Linked DNA regions of Homo sapiens: region 1 is linked to region 2. Evidence: chromatin loops called from intact Hi-C (ENCODE). Cell type or tissue: B cell. All regions are shown on one strand. Each heading gives the region's core, and the rest is flanking DNA. Links, peaks and the distances in the headings are about the cores only.

Evidence for each region. Hi-C counts contacts between places; a loop is a spot of excess contacts. Peaks named below come from ENCODE experiments on the same cell type or tissue, not always from the same donor. Only the 100,000 strongest peaks of a DNase experiment are listed, where the experiment ranks them.
Region 1: it touches region 2 in a loop (27-fold over the local background); 9 of 110 quality-filtered maps call a loop at or near these places.

What each region holds. Positions count from the first base shown.
Region 1 is chr5:112,206,256-112,214,577 of GRCh38, forward strand. EPB41L4A (erythrocyte membrane protein band 4.1 like 4A) reads right to left here. Exons shown (of 23, transcript NM_022140.5): 13 at 3,637-3,727. Among named protein-coding and RNA genes, the nearest start is that of SNORA13, 49 kb to the left of the region's middle. In B cell, for the core only: no CTCF peak of the experiment used is centred there; a DNase peak (open chromatin) is centred at 4,356.
Region 2 is chr5:112,525,879-112,534,200 of GRCh38, forward strand. LOC124901043 (a long non-coding RNA gene) reads left to right here. Exons shown (of 2, transcript XR_007058901.1): 2 at 1,488-4,534. Among named protein-coding and RNA genes, the nearest start is that of LINC02200, 98 kb to the right of the region's middle. In B cell, for the core only: CTCF peaks have their summits at 3,861 and 4,065; DNase peaks (open chromatin) are centred at 3,823, 6,663 and 6,773; H3K4me3 peaks cover 1,858 bases; H3K27ac peaks cover 7,079 bases.

The DNA.
Region 1 (8,322 bases), core at 37-8,036, 320 kb before region 2:
TAACCCTGGCTTTTTGAGGAATCCTCTGTATAACTGTCCTAGGATAGGGTCATAGAGGAGTACTTTGTAACAGCCAACAAAGAGGAGAGAGGAAAGATGACGAGGTATTAAAAAAAAAAAAAGACTTGCACCCTAGTATACTATCCATGATGGAATTAAAGTAAGCCTATAAAATTTTGTATCTGACAGAGGCATATAACCCATAGTATTAGTAGATGGCAGCTTAGTTTATTATTTTTATAAAGGCTAAAAACCTCTACAGATTCAATTCCCAAAGTAAAAGCTTACCTTTTGAAATGATGAAAATTAACAAATATGGCAGATATTTAATACGATAGTAGAAAGTGTATGGGATCAATAAATCAGAAAAAGCAAAGAGAAGGGAGAAGGGAGACTGGAAAAGAAATAGGGAGATAAAAGAGGAACTGAGAGAGTATACAAAAGTTAAAGAATAATAAAATCCTGGGTGACAAGTTAATTGCATTCACACCCTAAGGTATTTCTCATCTGAAGCTTGAGAGGAAAACTTTGGTGGTGCTTCAAGTACCAGTATCATCACAGGAATGTGGTTGCAAAGGGGATTGAAAAATATTGTTAAAATGGCCATACAGCCCAAAGCAATATACAGATGCAATGCTATTCCTATCAAACTACCAACATCATTTTTTCACAGGAAAGAACTATTCTAAAATGGACCCTCCCTCCAAAAAAGCCCAAACAGCCAAAGCAATTCTAAGCAGAAAGAACAAAGCTGGAGGCATCACACTACCTGACTTCAAACTGTACTACAAGGCTACAGTAACAAAAACAGCATGGTATGGTACAAAAACTGACAAAAAGACCAATGCAATAGGATAGAGAACCCAGAAACAAAGTCATACACCTACAACCATCTGATCTTCAACAAAAGCAACTAGAACAAGCAATGGGGAAAGGACTCCCTAAATGGTGCTGGGATGGCCAGTCATATGCAGAAGAGTGAAACTGGACCTCTTCCTTTTACTATATTCAAAAATCCACTCAAGATAGATTAAGAACTTAAATGTAAGACCTCAAACTATGAAAATACATCTTAGAAGAAAACCTAGGAAATATCATTCTGGACATCAGCCTTGGTGAAGAATTTATAACTAAGTCCCCAAAAGCAATTGCAACAAAACCAAAAATTGACAAGTGAGACTTTAAAGAGCTTCTGCACAACAAAAGAAACTATCAACAGAGTAAACAGACAATCTACAGAAAAGGAGAAAATATTCACAAACTATGTATCTGACAAAGGTCTAATATCCAGAATCTATAAGGAACTTCAACAATTCAACAAGATGAAACAAACAATGCCATTAAAAAATGGGCAAAGGACATCAACAGGCACTTTTCCAAAGAAGACATACATGCAACCAACAAATACATGAAAAAATGCTCAACATCATTAATCATTCGAAAAAAGCAAATTAAAATCACAATAAGACACCATCTCCCCAGTCAGAATACCTATTATTAAAAAGACAAAAAATAAAGATGTTGGCAAGATTGTGGAAAAAAGGGAACACTTTTACACTGTTGGGGGAAATATAAATTAGCTCAGCCATTGTGGAAAGCAGTTTGGAGATTTCTCAAAGAACTTAAAACAGAACCACCATTTGATCCAACAATTCCACTACTGGATATATACTCAAAGGGAAACAAATCATTCTACAAAAAAAGACATATGGCTGGGCGCAATGGCTCACACCTGTAATCCCAGCACTTTGGGATGCCAAGGCAGGCGGATCCCGAGGTCAAGAGATGCAGACCATCCTGGCCAACCTGGTAAAACCCCATCTCTACCAAACCTACAAAAATTAGCTGGGAGTGGTGGCACACGCCTGTAGTCCCAGCTACTTGGGAGGCTGAGGCAGGAGAATCGCTTGAACCCAGGATGCGGAGGTTGCAGTGAGTCAAGATGGTGCCACTCCACTCCATCCTGGCAACAGAGGGAGACTCCATCTCAAAAAAAAAAAAAAAAAAAGACACATACACTTACATGCTCATTGCAGCACTATTCACAATAGCAAGGACATAGAATCAGCCTAGATGACCATGAACAGTGGACTGGATAAAGCAAATATGGAACATATACACCATGGAATACTACACAGCCATAAAAAAGAATGAAACCATGTCCTTTGCGGCAACACGGACGCAACTGGAGGCTATTATCCTAAGTTAATTAACACAGAAACAGAAAACTAGATACTGCATGTTCTCACTTATAAGTGGGAACTAAACATTGAGTACACATGGACATAAAGATGGGAACAATAGACACTGGGGACCACTAGAGGAGGAGAGGGGGCAAGGGTTGAAAACTACCTATCACGTACTGTGCTCACTACCTGAGTGATGGGATCATGCATACACCAAACCTCAGTGATAAACAATTTACCCATGTGACAAACCTACTGGCACACGTACCCCTGGACCTAAAATAAAAGTTGAAAAAATAAATTTTTAAAAGGAGGATTGTACTCCTTCTGCACATTCTAAAAAAGCGTGGGATCTGAATCTCATGGAAGATTCCTGTTCTTATGCTGAACATACCACAAGCATACCCTGTACATACAGATGAAGCTGAATCTCTATCCACAGCTTGAGGGTGACTAAGGGAAATACAGTAAACTAAAGTTATGCAATGATAAAGAACTTGTCATCCTAAAAGGAGAACCAGTAAATGTCTTAGAACCAAACAAAACATAGGCAAATCCCTGCGTAAAATATTAAAACTCTGAGAATCTTCAGATCTTAAAGTTATCTTGCTGAGAAATTATGAACTATACTCCTCAAAGTAGCCACAATACAGCTGAATGAAGCCACTATTATTTACCAAAAAAATATCAAGTAGATGATCTAAGAAGTCTTTGCAGGTCACATATCTCTGATTGCTGGGATTTCCCCATGATGTATGGGGGGCAACCCCTATAGAGAAAGTGAGCTCATGAAAGCTGCTCATTGTTGTTTATAATGCTGTTCCGTGAACATAATTGGAGAGAAGAAAAAATGACTCTGCAACAGTGTCTTAACAGAAAACAAGGCTTAGCTCTCAGGGAAACAATCCATGTAATATATTAAGAGAAGGCTTTTCCACTGGGGAATGCCCCCTGGGAAAGCAGATGCAGAGGACCATGACAAGTCTTCATACATATGCAATCACTGACTTCTGAGGATCTGATGCCTCTAAATGCCATAAACCCTCTTTCCAGGGCTACAGTTCAGTGCACCACTATAATGAACACAGTACATTAAACATGAATATCATCTACTTTATTTTACAAGTCCCTCTGAGTTAGTCCATTATATCATGCCATTTTCAAAATCACAAGAAATTTTTAATTTTCTGCGGAGAATGCAGACCACAGACAATCTGTGAGTTCACCTTGTGACAAAAAGAGCACTTTCTTCAAATAAGAGAGTCAGGTCCTGATGTTTTATATTTCATTGGTGTTTTAATGTATTATTTGGCCCAGAGATTTATTGGATCCCATGGATCAAAAGTATTCATTAATCATCAAAGTTAAAAGATTTTTAACCTTGTCTACAGAAAAAAAGCATTTTTACAACAGCATATAATTGTACGTTTCTTCAGTTAACTTCACTGACCTTTTTACTGGTGAAGGTGCAATAATTTTAATTGTTCCTTCATTTTCTCCATTTTCCATGTTTGCAGTTATCCTACTGATGCTGTTTGATTCTAGCAGAGGAGGAGAAGGAAAGATGGAAGAGAGAGGAAACAGTGATAAGGAAATGAAAGAAACAGAAGACTTATTTTAAAATGCAATTTTAGGGACACTGTGGCACATTTTATTGATAAATTATAACCCCAAATAAATAATGAATCACCCAATAAATTGGAGGTACTATTTTCTAACGTGTACTAAACCCTCAACATAACAATGTCCTGGGAGTCTAGGCTATTTTTTTCAGACTTTAAAACTAAGTCTCCACATCTTTAGATGTTAAAATAACATTCACTTTAGACTATTAAAATGATATTCTGAGATATTTAGTACCATATATTAGAATATAAAACATAATGATCAGGTTTTGATGACTACTTGTGAAGAAGTTTCTCAGCATATCATGACAGTCCCCATTTGAAATCAAACCAAACAAAAAACTTCAAACCTGAAAATATCCCAACTCATAATGCAGCTGTCAAAAAAAGAGTAATATACATGTGATCTGTATCACTCACATATAAAAAAAAGACATTTTCAAATGTGTTCTTCATGCAAACATTCCTAAAAATCTGAAACTGAATTTTTAAAAGTTGTTATTCCATAGATTTGCATACACGCTAGAGGAACCAGCAGAGGGAGCCCATGGCAGACACAATGTTGGAAGTCATGATCGAAATAAAGATAACTGAAGGGTCTGGGCCCATGTAGGAGGTCAGGCTTCCACTCTCAGGGCAGAGGTAGATAAGCCTGCAGAAGTGAGGTGTGTGGGCTCTGGGAACAACTCTTCTCCAGTGTGCATGTACCTCACTCAAGGAGGAGGCAGTTTAGATGATCAGGGGAAATCAGCATGCACAGATGCCCACAGGCCCTGTTCAATTAGGTCTATGTGCCATACAGGTGTGTCTTCCTCGGAGCTACTCCTGCAGGGGTAATAGTTACGGTCCTTCAATCCAATGCATAACGGTCACTAACCACCGAGAATGTCATGAAGATGAGTTTGTAACATTAATAAGCACTAATATTTATTGAGTACTTACTATGTGTCAGGTACTATTACAAGCGCTTCACATCTATTTACTCATGTATCCTCAAAATAATCCTATGAAGTAGATATCAATGTTATCTCATTTTAAAAGATTTAAAAAAAATGGGCCTTTCTCAAGGTCCCACAGCTCCTGAGTGGTGGGGCAAGCTTTGAAGATGGGCAGTCTGGCTCCACAGACTTAGCTCTGAACCACACACTACTTCCACCTGTGGCCCCACAAGCAGCTCAAGAGTCAGTCTAGATTAGGAGTCAACTGGGAGAGACAGACTCTTAAAAGGGCAAGTGGGCCAGGCGCAGTGGCTCACGCCTGTCATCCCAGCACTTTGGGAAGCCGAGGCGGGCGGATCACGAGGTCAGGAGTTCAAGACCACTCTGGCCAACAAGGCAAAACCCCATCTCTACTAAAAATATAAAAATTAGCTGGGCATGGTGGCGCATGCCTGTAATCCCAGATACTCAGGAGGCTGAGGCAGGAGAATTGCTTGAACTGGGACCCGGGAGGTGGAGGTTGTAGTGAGCTGAGATTGCGCCACTACACTCCAGCCCTGGCTACAGAGCGAGACTCCGTCTCAAAAAAAAAAAAAAAACCCACACAGCAAGTGAAAGTGATGTTCAATGAGAAGAACACTTCAGAGCAAGGCAAGAGGACAAGACAAGAGAAACACCTGAGCACCCTCAAAGTTGGCAAGTTTCCTCCAGAGCAGTTGGGAAGTATGTCTGGCTTACCCATCAGGAAAGATAAACATTAATAAATACACTTTAGACAGAGAAAACAAAGGGTGGTTTCAGATAAGAGTTCCAAAAACTGTTACTCTAAGGCATTTGACATGGGATTCCATATCTGAATTGTGTTCCTATTTTGGAATCTTGAAATGAAAAGGTGAGCCTGAAGACACCTGTGGCACAAAAGGTAAGCTCATGCTGGAGCCACTACCAATAACTGAGCAACATCCAGAAGCCAGGAATAAGAAAAGACTAATGTTAGGGTAAATTCTGCCTGGTGTGATAAATGGAACACAACCAATTAATTCCCTGGAACTACTCCACGTGCCATCAAACGTCAGCAGTGGCCAGTCACCATCTTAGTCAATTTTGCCATAACCATGTGACCATTAACAAAATCACAAGGGCAGATTCTCAAAATTGCAGGCAAAGATTTGGGATGAAGCTGCTTCTCACAGGTAGAACTCCATGTGGTACACGTCTGGGGCAGTGGCAGAAGGGACTAATTCATTTAGGTCCTAGACAGTAGGTGTGCCCTACCATTAGTTGTTTTTGTTTTTTTTTTTCTCCTGAGACAGAGTCTTGCTTTGTCGCCCATGCTGGAGTGCAGTGACATGATCTCAGCTCACTGCAACCTCTGCCTCCTCGGTTCAAGCAATTCTCCTGCCTCAGACTCCCAAGTAGCTGGGATTACAGGCGCATGACACTGAGTCCAGCTAATTTTTTTATAATTTTAGTAGAGACAGGGTTTCACCATCTTGGCCAGGCTGGTCTGGAACTCCTGACCTCAAGTGATCCACCCACCTTGGCCTCCCAAAGTGCTGGGATTACAGGTGTGAGCCACTGTGCCCAGCCCCCTAACATTAGTATTTTTAATTGTTCTTAATAACCTTTATTTAAATGTGGTGGTATTCTTAGCAGATATTACTAATATTTAATATAAATGAAAAGGAGCTTCATGTCCTAGGGCTGTTTTCCTAGGCTGGGAGAGGGGGCCACAGCAGAGAGACCAATACCCAGTGTCAATAACACCAACTGAAAAAAGCTGAGTAAAGGTGAACATCCTGTTAACCAAGGCCCTGAGTAACTAGCTTAAGAAAAGACCTAGGTTTGCTCCCACCCTCATTCTCTTTAGACTGACTACTTTTTTCTTAGTCTAACAATCAATTACTTTAGGAAAAGTGCCTAATCACCTTCACCTGTTTCCCTTCCATCCAAAAATTAACAGAGAAAAACAGAATATTTTTAAAAAGAAAAATTGCAAACTATGTTTATATATTTGCTTAAAGAAAGCAATATTTGGTTTTTCACAATGTCTGAATCATAATTTTTAAGATGAAGCATTATTTGGATGGTTTTCCAAAAGAATTTCAGGAAAAAAAAATCATGTGAGTGCTCTTTGTCACAAACACTCACAACCAGCATAGCCAAACTTTTTCAAAATAAATTGTTCTACTGTCAGGACTAATTTACTAATGTGACAGTGCTATAACTCTCATATACCCACTGTAGACGAGATAAGGTATAATCAGTAATATGACTTAATTCATGGTTCCTTTATATTCAAAATGGTAATCTACTGTTCACTGTTAACATGTACAGTTTTTTTTTTTGTTTTTTTTTTTTTAAGATAGACTCTTGCTCTGTCACCCAGGCTGGAGTGCAGTGGCACGATCTCAGCTCACTGCAACCTCTGCCTCCTGGGTTCAAGTGATTCCCTTACCTCAGCCTCATGAGTAGCTGGGATTACAGGCATGCACCACCACGCCCGGCTAATTTTTGTATTTTTAGTAGAGATGGGGTTTCACCATGTTGGACAGGCTGGTCTCAAACTCCTGGCCTCAGGTTATCTGCCCGCATCACCTCAGCCTCCCAAGGTGCTGGGATAACAGGCATGAGCCACCAAACCCAGCCAACATGTACAGTCTTTTTATATGAACTAAATATCTCTTCATCTGTACTCCCCTACTCTATAACAAATGTGAACTAGACAAGCCTGGGTTTTAAAAGCCTTATTAGGAAGACTACATGGGGAAAAACCACTTAGAAGCATTAACTTACTGGGAGCACTTCTGAAGTATCCATTCATATAATAGTCACATGCCTTCATTAGGCAATATGTTTTAGTTTTATGTCACTAAATATGTAATCTAAAAGCAGTAAATATACTTTCAGAATAATATATTTTAACCACTGTCCAAATTAGTAAGATTTTACCATACCACCATTTGAGATAGCTAATCAATTCAGTAAAGCTAGGTTATATGTTGGTGATTGAAATCTGCAGAGGTGAGAAATTTAGGTTATGCATTATTTAGGTTTACTGACTTTCCATTTTGTTAACATGGACCACTAAATTTTCCTTTTCCTCCCCTCATCATACCACCTTCCAGAATCCCTCCTACATCAGCTCAGACTCGGGCTACAGAGAAAAGTGACCTGACAAATCCATCCCACTAATGGGCTTATGTCTTCATGTATTATGTACCACAGAACAGTTCCATTTTGAAGATGAGTAAAAGGAAAGACCAAATATTAACTAAAATAATTAACCAATAACAAGGGAATTTCAGGCACTGTTCCAGAAAATATTTGGAGGTTAGATAAATCTTTCCCCACCACCACTGCTTTTTCATTTAAATATCAGACATAAGAAAAGGGTATAACATACATATATAAACAGCTTAACAAATAATCATACAGTAAACCACCACCCACTTCAAGAATTAAAACACAGAGGGCAGCCGGGCGCGGCGGCTCACGCCTGTAATCCCAGCACTTTGGGAGGCCGAGGCGGGCGGATCATGAGGTCAGGAGATCGAGACCATCCTGGCTAAA
Region 2 (8,322 bases), core at 172-8,171:
ACGGTACTGTGAGGGATTAATAGAAGGTCTAAAGAAAGGGGCTCAAAAGGCTACAAATGTAAATAAGGTTTCTAAGGTCATCCAAGGAAAAGAGGAGAGTCCAGCACAATTCTATGAAAGACTGTGTGAGGCTTACCGTATGTACACTCCCTTTGATCCAGATAGCCCTGAAAATCAGTGCACGATTTACATGGCCTTAGTTAGTCAAAGTGCAGAAGATATCAGGAGAAAATTGCAGAAACAGGTTGGGTTTGCAGGTATGAATACCTCACAGTTACTGGAAATAGCCAATCAAGTGTTTGTAAATAGAGATGCAATAAGCCACAGAGAAAGCCGTAAGGAAGGCGAATGCCAGGCCAGGTGAAATGCCAACTTACTGGCTGTGGCCATTAGGGGAATTCCCTCGAAAGGAGTGGGAAAGGGGGGTTCTGGGAAGAATATCCAGTCTAATCACCCATGCTTGCAATGTAACCAATGCACCTATTGTAAGGAAACAGGATATTGGAAAGATAAGTGTACCCAACTGAAGGAAAAGCAAGGTAATTTGGAACAAAAGACCTCAGATAAAGATGAGGGAACTCTGTTCAATCTGGCTGAAGGGCTATTGGACTGAAGGGGACCAGGCTTAAGTGCCCCCGAGGATCCCATGGTCAGGATTACAATTGGGGGCAAGGACATTAAGTTTTTGGTCGATACTGGTGCTGAACATTCAGTAGTGACCACCCCATTTGCCCCCTTATCCAAGAAAACCATTGATATAACCAGAGCAACAGGAGTTTCCACTAAGCAGGCTTTCTATCTACCATGGACCTGCTCGGTGGGTGGACAAGAAATAGTTCACCAGTTCTTGTACATGCCTGACTGTCCCTTGCCCTTGCTGGGAAGAGACTTGCTTAGCAAGCTGACAGCCACCATCTCCTTTACAAAACAGAGCTCTTTACAGCAAAAGTTACCCAGAACAGGAGTTATCATGGCCCTTACAGTCCCCCAGGAAGAAGAATGGAGACTTTTTTTTAACCGAGCCAGGCCAAGGGATAAAACCAGCTCTAGCTAAGCAATGGCCTTGAATATGGGCAGAGGATAATCCTCCAGGACTGGTGGTCAACCAAGCCCCTGTACTCATAGAAGTTAAGCCTGGGGCCCAACCAATTAGACAAAAGCAGTATCCAGTTCCCAGGGAAGCTCTTGAAGGAATCCAGGCTCAACTCAGGCACTTGAAAGCCTATGGAATTATAGTTCCTTGCCAGTCTCCATGGAACACTCCCCTCCTGCCTGTCCCTAAGCCAGGGACCAAGGACTACTGACCAGTACAAGACTTGCATTTGGTCAACCAAGCTACAGTGACTCTGCACCCAACAGTTCCTAACCCTTACACATTGTTAGGGCTGCTGCTGGCTGAGGATAGCTGCTTTACCTGTCTAGACTTAAAAGATGCCATCTTTAGCATCAGAATATCTCCTGAGAGCCAGAAGCTGTTTGCCTTTCAGTGGGAAGATCCGGAGTCAGGTGTCACTACTCAGTACACTTGGACCCAGCTTACCCAAGGGTTTGAGAACTCCCCTACTATCTTTGGGGAGGCCCTGGCTCGAGACCTGCAAAAGTTTCCTGCTAAAGACCTAGGCTGCATCTTGCTCCTGTACATGGATGACCTTCTGCTGGGACACTCCACGGCAGTCAGGTGCGCAAAAGGGATGGATGCCCTGCTTCAGCACCTGGAGGACTGTGGGTATAAGGTGTCCAAGAAGAAAGCTCAGATCTGCAGACAGCAGGTACGCTACCTGGGATTCACTATTCAGAAAGGGGAGTGCAGCCTGGGGTCATAAAGAAAGCAGGTCACCTGCAGCCTACCAGAACCTAAAACCAGGAGGCAAGTAAGGGAATTCCTAGGAGCTGTAGGGTTTTGCAGATTAGGGATTTCAAACTTTGCAATGCTAGCAAAACCTTTGTACAGGGTTACAAAGTGGGGCGATTGGGAGCGCTTTGAATGGGAACCTCTACAACAGCAAGCCTTTTGTAAGTTAAAGGAAAAATTTATGTCGGCCCCAGCCCTAGGACTACCAGATTTGACAAAGCCCTTTACACTCTATGTGTCAGAAAGAGAAAAAACGGCAGTTGGAGTTTTAATCCAGACTGTGGGGCCCTGGCCTACACCAGTGGCCTATCTCTCAAAACAACTAGATGGGGTTTCCAAAGGCTGGCCACCATGTCTAAGGGCCCTGGCAGCAACAGCCCTGTTAGCACAAGAAGCAGATAAACTAACCCTTGTGCAAAACCTGAATATAAAGGCCCCCCATGCTGTGGTAACTTTGATGAATACCAAAGGACATCATTGGCTACCAAATGCTAGTTTAATCAAGTACCAAAGCTTGCTATGTGAAAATCCCCGCATAACCACTGAAGTCTGTAACACCCTAAATCCCGCCACCTGCTCCCAGTATCAGAGAGCCTGGTCAAGCGTAACTGTGTAGAGGTGTTGGACTCAGTTTATTCTAGCAGACCTGACTTTTGGGACCAGCCATGGGCATCAGTAGACTGGGAGTTATACGTGGATGGGAGTAGCTTCATCAACCCATAAGGAGAAAGATGTGCAGGATATGCAGTGGTAACTTTGGATGCTGCCATTGAAGCCAAACTGTTGCCACAGGGCACTTCAGCCCAGAAGCCTGAGCTCATTGCTTTAACTCGGGCTCTAGAACTCAGTGAAGGTAAGACTAAACATCTACACTGACTCTCGATATGCTTTTCTAACCCTCCAAGTGCATGGAGCATTATATAAGGAAAAGGTCCTGTTAAACTCTGGGGGAAAGGACATAAAATATCAACAAGTAATTCTACAATTACTAGAGGCAGTGTGGAAACCTCAGAAGGCAGCAGTCATGCACTGCAGGGGACACCAGCAAGCCTCCACCTCAGTGGCCTTAGGAAACTCTTGAGCTGATTCAGAAGCTCAAAATGCAGCATCTACCCCTTACTGGGCATCAGTAGCAGCCCCCTTACTCCCTCAAACACCTGACCTGGTACCTACCTATTCTAAGGAAGAAAAAGACTTCTTCCATGCAGAAGGGGGGCAAGTAATAAAAGGAGGATGGATCAGACTGCCAGATGGGAGAGTAGCTATGGCACAATTGCTGGGAGCCACAATCATATTGGCCATGCATGAAACCACTCATCTAGGTCAAGAGTCACATGAAAAATTGTTAAGCTGCTACTTCTACATCTCATACTTGCCAGCCCTTGCCAAAGCTGTAGCACAGCAGTGCATTATTTGCCAACAGCACAATGCGAGGTAAGGCCCCACTGTTCCACCCGGCATACAAGCTTATGGAGCGGCTCCTTTTGAGGATTTTGAGGTGGATTTCACAGAAATGCCGAAATGTGGAGGTAACAAGTATTTGCTGGTTCTTGTGTGTACTTACTCTGAGTGGGTGGAGGCGTATCCAACACAAACTGAAAAGGCCTATGAGGTAACCCATGTGTTTCTCTGAGATTTTATTCCTAGGTTTGGACTGCCTTTATGAATTGGCTCAGATAATGGGCGGGCATTTGTGGCTGACTTGGTACAGAAGACAGCAAAGGCATTAGGAATCACTTGGAAGCTATGTGCCACCTACTGACCTCAGAGTTCTGGAAAAGATGGAGTGAATGAATCGGACTATCAAAAATAGTTTAGGGAAAGTATGTCAGGAAATAGGATTAAAGCAGATACAGTCTCTTCCTATGATATTGTTTAAAATTAGATGCACTCCTTCTAAGAAAACAGGACACTCCCCTTAGGAAATACCGTATCATAGGCCTCCTCCCATACTACTGGGGCTTTCAGGCACTCCCCAAGTGTCAGGTGAAATTGAATTACAGCGACAGCTACAGGCTTTAGGAAAAATTACACAAACAATCTCAACTTGGGTAAATGAGAGGTATCCCATCAGCTTACTCTCCCCAGTTCACCCGTTCTCTCCAGGTGATCGCATGTGGATCAAGGACTGGAACATAGCCCCTTTGTGGCCATGGTGGAAAGGACCTCAGACCATCATCCTGACCACCCCCAAGGCTGTAAAGGTAGAAGGAATCCCATCCTGGGTCCACCACAGCCATGTGAATCCTGCAGCCGCTGAAACCTGGGAGGCAAAACAGAGCCTGGACAACCCCTGCAAAGTGACTCTGAGGAGGATGACAAGCCCTGCTCCAGTCACACCTGGAAGCTGACTGGTCTACGCACAGCCAAAACATGAGGAGGATCATTGTGGGACTCACTTTCCTTATAATTTGGACTTGTATAGTAAAAACTTCCACTGATTTTCCTCACATGTAGGACTGCTCTCAGTGTATACATCAGGTTACCGAGGTAGCACAACAAGTTACAACAATCTTTCTGTTCTATAGTTACTATGAATGCCCAGGAAATTTAAAAGGAATATGTTTATATAACGACACTCAGTATAAGGTATGTAGCCCAGGAAATGACTGGCCAGATGTGTGTTATGACCCCTTTGAGCCTCCCATGTCCACAGTTTTTGAAATAAAATTAAGGACTGAAGACTGGTGGGGACTCATAAATGATACAAGTAAAGTATTAGCCAGAACAGAAGAAAAAGGGGTGCCCAGATGCACAATCTTGAAATTTGATACCTGTGGTGTCATTAATAGCAATAAGTTAGGAAGGGGATATAGCTCTTTTAGTTGGGAAAAAGGCTATGTGACCAAAAATAAGTACATTTGTCATGAATTAGGACTGTGTGGAAATGAATGTGGATACTGGTCTTGTGTCATTTGGGCCACTTGGATAAAAAATGAAAAGGATCCAGTCCACCTTCAGAAAGGAAAAAATGGCCCTTCCTGTACTAAGGGACAAGGTAACACCTTAGAGCTAGTAATAACCAATCCCCTTGATCCACGCTGGAGAAAAGGGGAGCATGTGACCTTAGGAATCAATGGGGCCAGACTGGATCCTCGAGTAAATTTCTTAGTTTGAGGAGAAGTTTACAAACACTCTCCTGAGCCAGTGTTTCAAACTTTCTATGATGAACTAAATGTGCCAGTACCAGAAATTCCAGGAAAAACAAGAAATTTGTTTTTGCAATTAGCCAAGCATGTAGCCCAGTCTCTCAATGTCACTTCATGTTATGTCTGTGGAGGAACTGCAGTGGGAGATCAATGGCCATGGGAAGCCTGAAAATTAGTACATACAGACCCAGCTCCTGATGAATTCCTGGCTCAAAAGAATCACTCTAATAATTTCTGAGTCCTAAAAGCCTCAATTATTGGACAATATTGCATAGCTAGAGAAGGAAAAGAATTCACTTACCCCGTAGAATGACTTAGTTGTCTGGAACAGAAACTGTATAATGGCACCACAAAGACAGTCACTTGGTGGAGTTCAAATCACACAGAGAGGAATCCACTTAGTAAATTCCCAAAGTTGCAAACCGTGTGGACCCACCCGGAGTCCCACCGGGACTGGACAGCCCCCACTGGATTATACTGGATATGTGGGCATAGAGCTTATGCCAAATTATCCGAACAGTGGGCGGGTAGTTGTGTTATTGTCACTATTAAACCATCTTTCTTTCTACTGCCCATAAAGACAGGTGAACTCCTGGGCTTCCCTGTCTATGCTTCCAGTGAAAAGAGAAGCAAAGCTATAGGAAATTGGAAAGATGATGAATGGTCCCCTGAGGGAATCATACAATATTATGGGCCTGCTACTTGGGCACAAGACAGCTCATGGGGACGCCGGACCCCCATTTACATGATGAACCAAATCATACGGTTACAAGCTGTCTTAGAAATAACCACTGATACAACCAGCAGAGCCTTGACTATTCTGGCCTGGCAAGAAACTCAGATGAGAAATGCTATCTATCAAAGTAGATTGGCTCTCGACTACTTGCTAGCAGTTGAAGGAGGGGTCTGTGGGAAATTTAACCTTACTAATTGCTGTCTACACATAGATGATCAAGGGCGAGTGGTTGAAGACATAGTTAGAGATATGACAAAACTGGCACACGTGTCCATGCAAGTGTGGCATGGATTTGATCCTGAAGCCATGTTTGGAAAATGGCTCCCAGTGCTAGGAGGATTTAAAACTCTTATAATAGGAGTTATAATAGTAATAAAAACCTGCTTACTGCTCCCTTGTTTGCTACCTGTACTTCTTCAAATGATAAAAAAGCTTCATCGCTACCTTAGCTCTCCAAAATACTCCAGCACAAGTGTACTATATGAATCACCATCGATCTGTCTTGCAAGAAGACATGGGTAGTGAGGATGAAAGTGAGAACTCCCACTATTGAGTGAGATTCTCAAATGGGGGGAATAAGGGAGGAGACCACCCCTTATATTGTCTTATGCCCAATTTCTGCCTCCAAAGAAAGAAGAAGTAAAAACTAAAAGGCAGAAATGAAATCTACAAACAGACAACCCGGTGCCACACCCTGGGCCTGGTAGTTAAAGATCGACCCCTGACCTAATCAGTTATTTGCATAAAAAAGGCACTGTGAAGATCCGTGTCCTGTTCAGTTTCTTTCTAATTACCGATGTATGCAGCCCCCAGTCATGTACCCCTGCTTGCTCAATTGATCACGACCCTCTCAAGCGGACACCCTTAGAGTTGTGAGCCCTTAAAAGGGACAGGAATTGCTCACTTGGGGAGCTCGGTTGTTGGAGACGTGAGTCTTGCTAAAGCTCTTGCCTAAATAAAGCCCTTCCTTCTTTAACTCAGTGTCTGAGGGGTTTTGACTGCAGCTTGTCCTGCTACAGTGTGGGTGTGTGTTTGGGAGAGGAAGGTCTCCCTTTCTCACTTCCACAGTTGGGGCACTCACAGTTTTGGGAGGGTCTCCTGGATCCTCTAGGAGCAGTCCACTTCCTTCGGAGGGTCTGTGGGTCTTCTTGGGATTGCTGGTTTGTTCTTGCAGTCTATCTGGAGCTAAAATTCACAATGTGAGCTGCCCTCCACTGCTTTGTCCAGAGCTGCAATCTAGTCCTGCCCCCATCCTGTCGGCCATGATCTCACACTACTTAAGATTTTAAATTAGAACTTCTGACATCAAAACACAAAAGAGACAACATTTCAAACTTGATCCACTGAAAACAGGGTAAGTTTAATTCTAAATCCAAATCCAACATTCTAAAACAAGATGTTATCCAAAAATGAAAATTAGTTGCATGACCATTTTTAAAATAACTTTACATATTGAAATAGCTTAAGATTCAGAAGAAGTGACAAAAATAGTACAGAGGTTTTCACACACCCTTCACCCACATTCACCCAACATTAATATCTTGCATAACCATGATGCATGTCAAAACCAGAGTTGCACAGCTCTTAAATCCGTCATCCACGTTGAGCATATAAAAGCATCTGGCTACTGGAAATGAAAATAAGGGATTTTTGAAGAGTGATATGTCTTCTGAAAGCTCTGCATGTGCTGTGGGTTCCTCTACCACCTCATTCGCAAAAGAATAGGATGTGAATTGCTTGTTTTTTCATCTCAACTTAGAAGAAGAAGCATCAAAGGGAATTCTCAGAGAGCTTAATGTGTATTTCCTGAAGTCTGGGGGTGGGGACACACTGCACTTGAGTGTGACTCCCCTCTGAGCACTCAAGGGTGAGAGACAGGCTGGACAGCAGCTGACTGGTAAGCCAAGGGAAAGATGGCTGGGTTGACATAGGCCTGCATACACAGAATTTGTCAGAGCAAGAGATGCATGGATTTTACATAACAGAAATGTGAACCACACACAAGAAAGCTGGCATGAGGTCATCTTATATCCTGTCCAATAGGGCTACCTAGGAGGGCAAAGTCCTCAGTAGAGAGAAGCTGATGGCATAGTCTGACTCATAGGGATTGGAGAGGGAATAAGCAACACACCGAATGAGAGGGCACCATTCACATGAACAGAGTTGCAGAGAGATCCTTGAAGATGGTGTGGAAGTGGAGAGAGGACAAGGAGTGAAATCTCCAAAGAATACATGATGGCATCTATGAAATCATTACCTTTAAACTCACGCCAGTGCCAGAGAATATTTGAAAATTGTTGTGGGTTTTTTTTAAAAAAAAAAAAAAAAAACAATCTCAAACTTACAGAAGCATGCATGTACAATACTAAAAACTTTTTCCAGAATTATTTGAAAGCAAGTTGCCAATATCATGCCTCACTGTGTGGAGTGACATCTTCCTCACCCTGTCCATGCTCTGATACCCTCCACAAGACCACCCTCCTCCTTGGGTTCCAACTCTGCACCAGGCTGCCACCCCATGTGTGACAAGGCATGAACTTTCTTCACCTTGCACAGGCTCTGGCTTCCTTAGGCAGCCCATACTC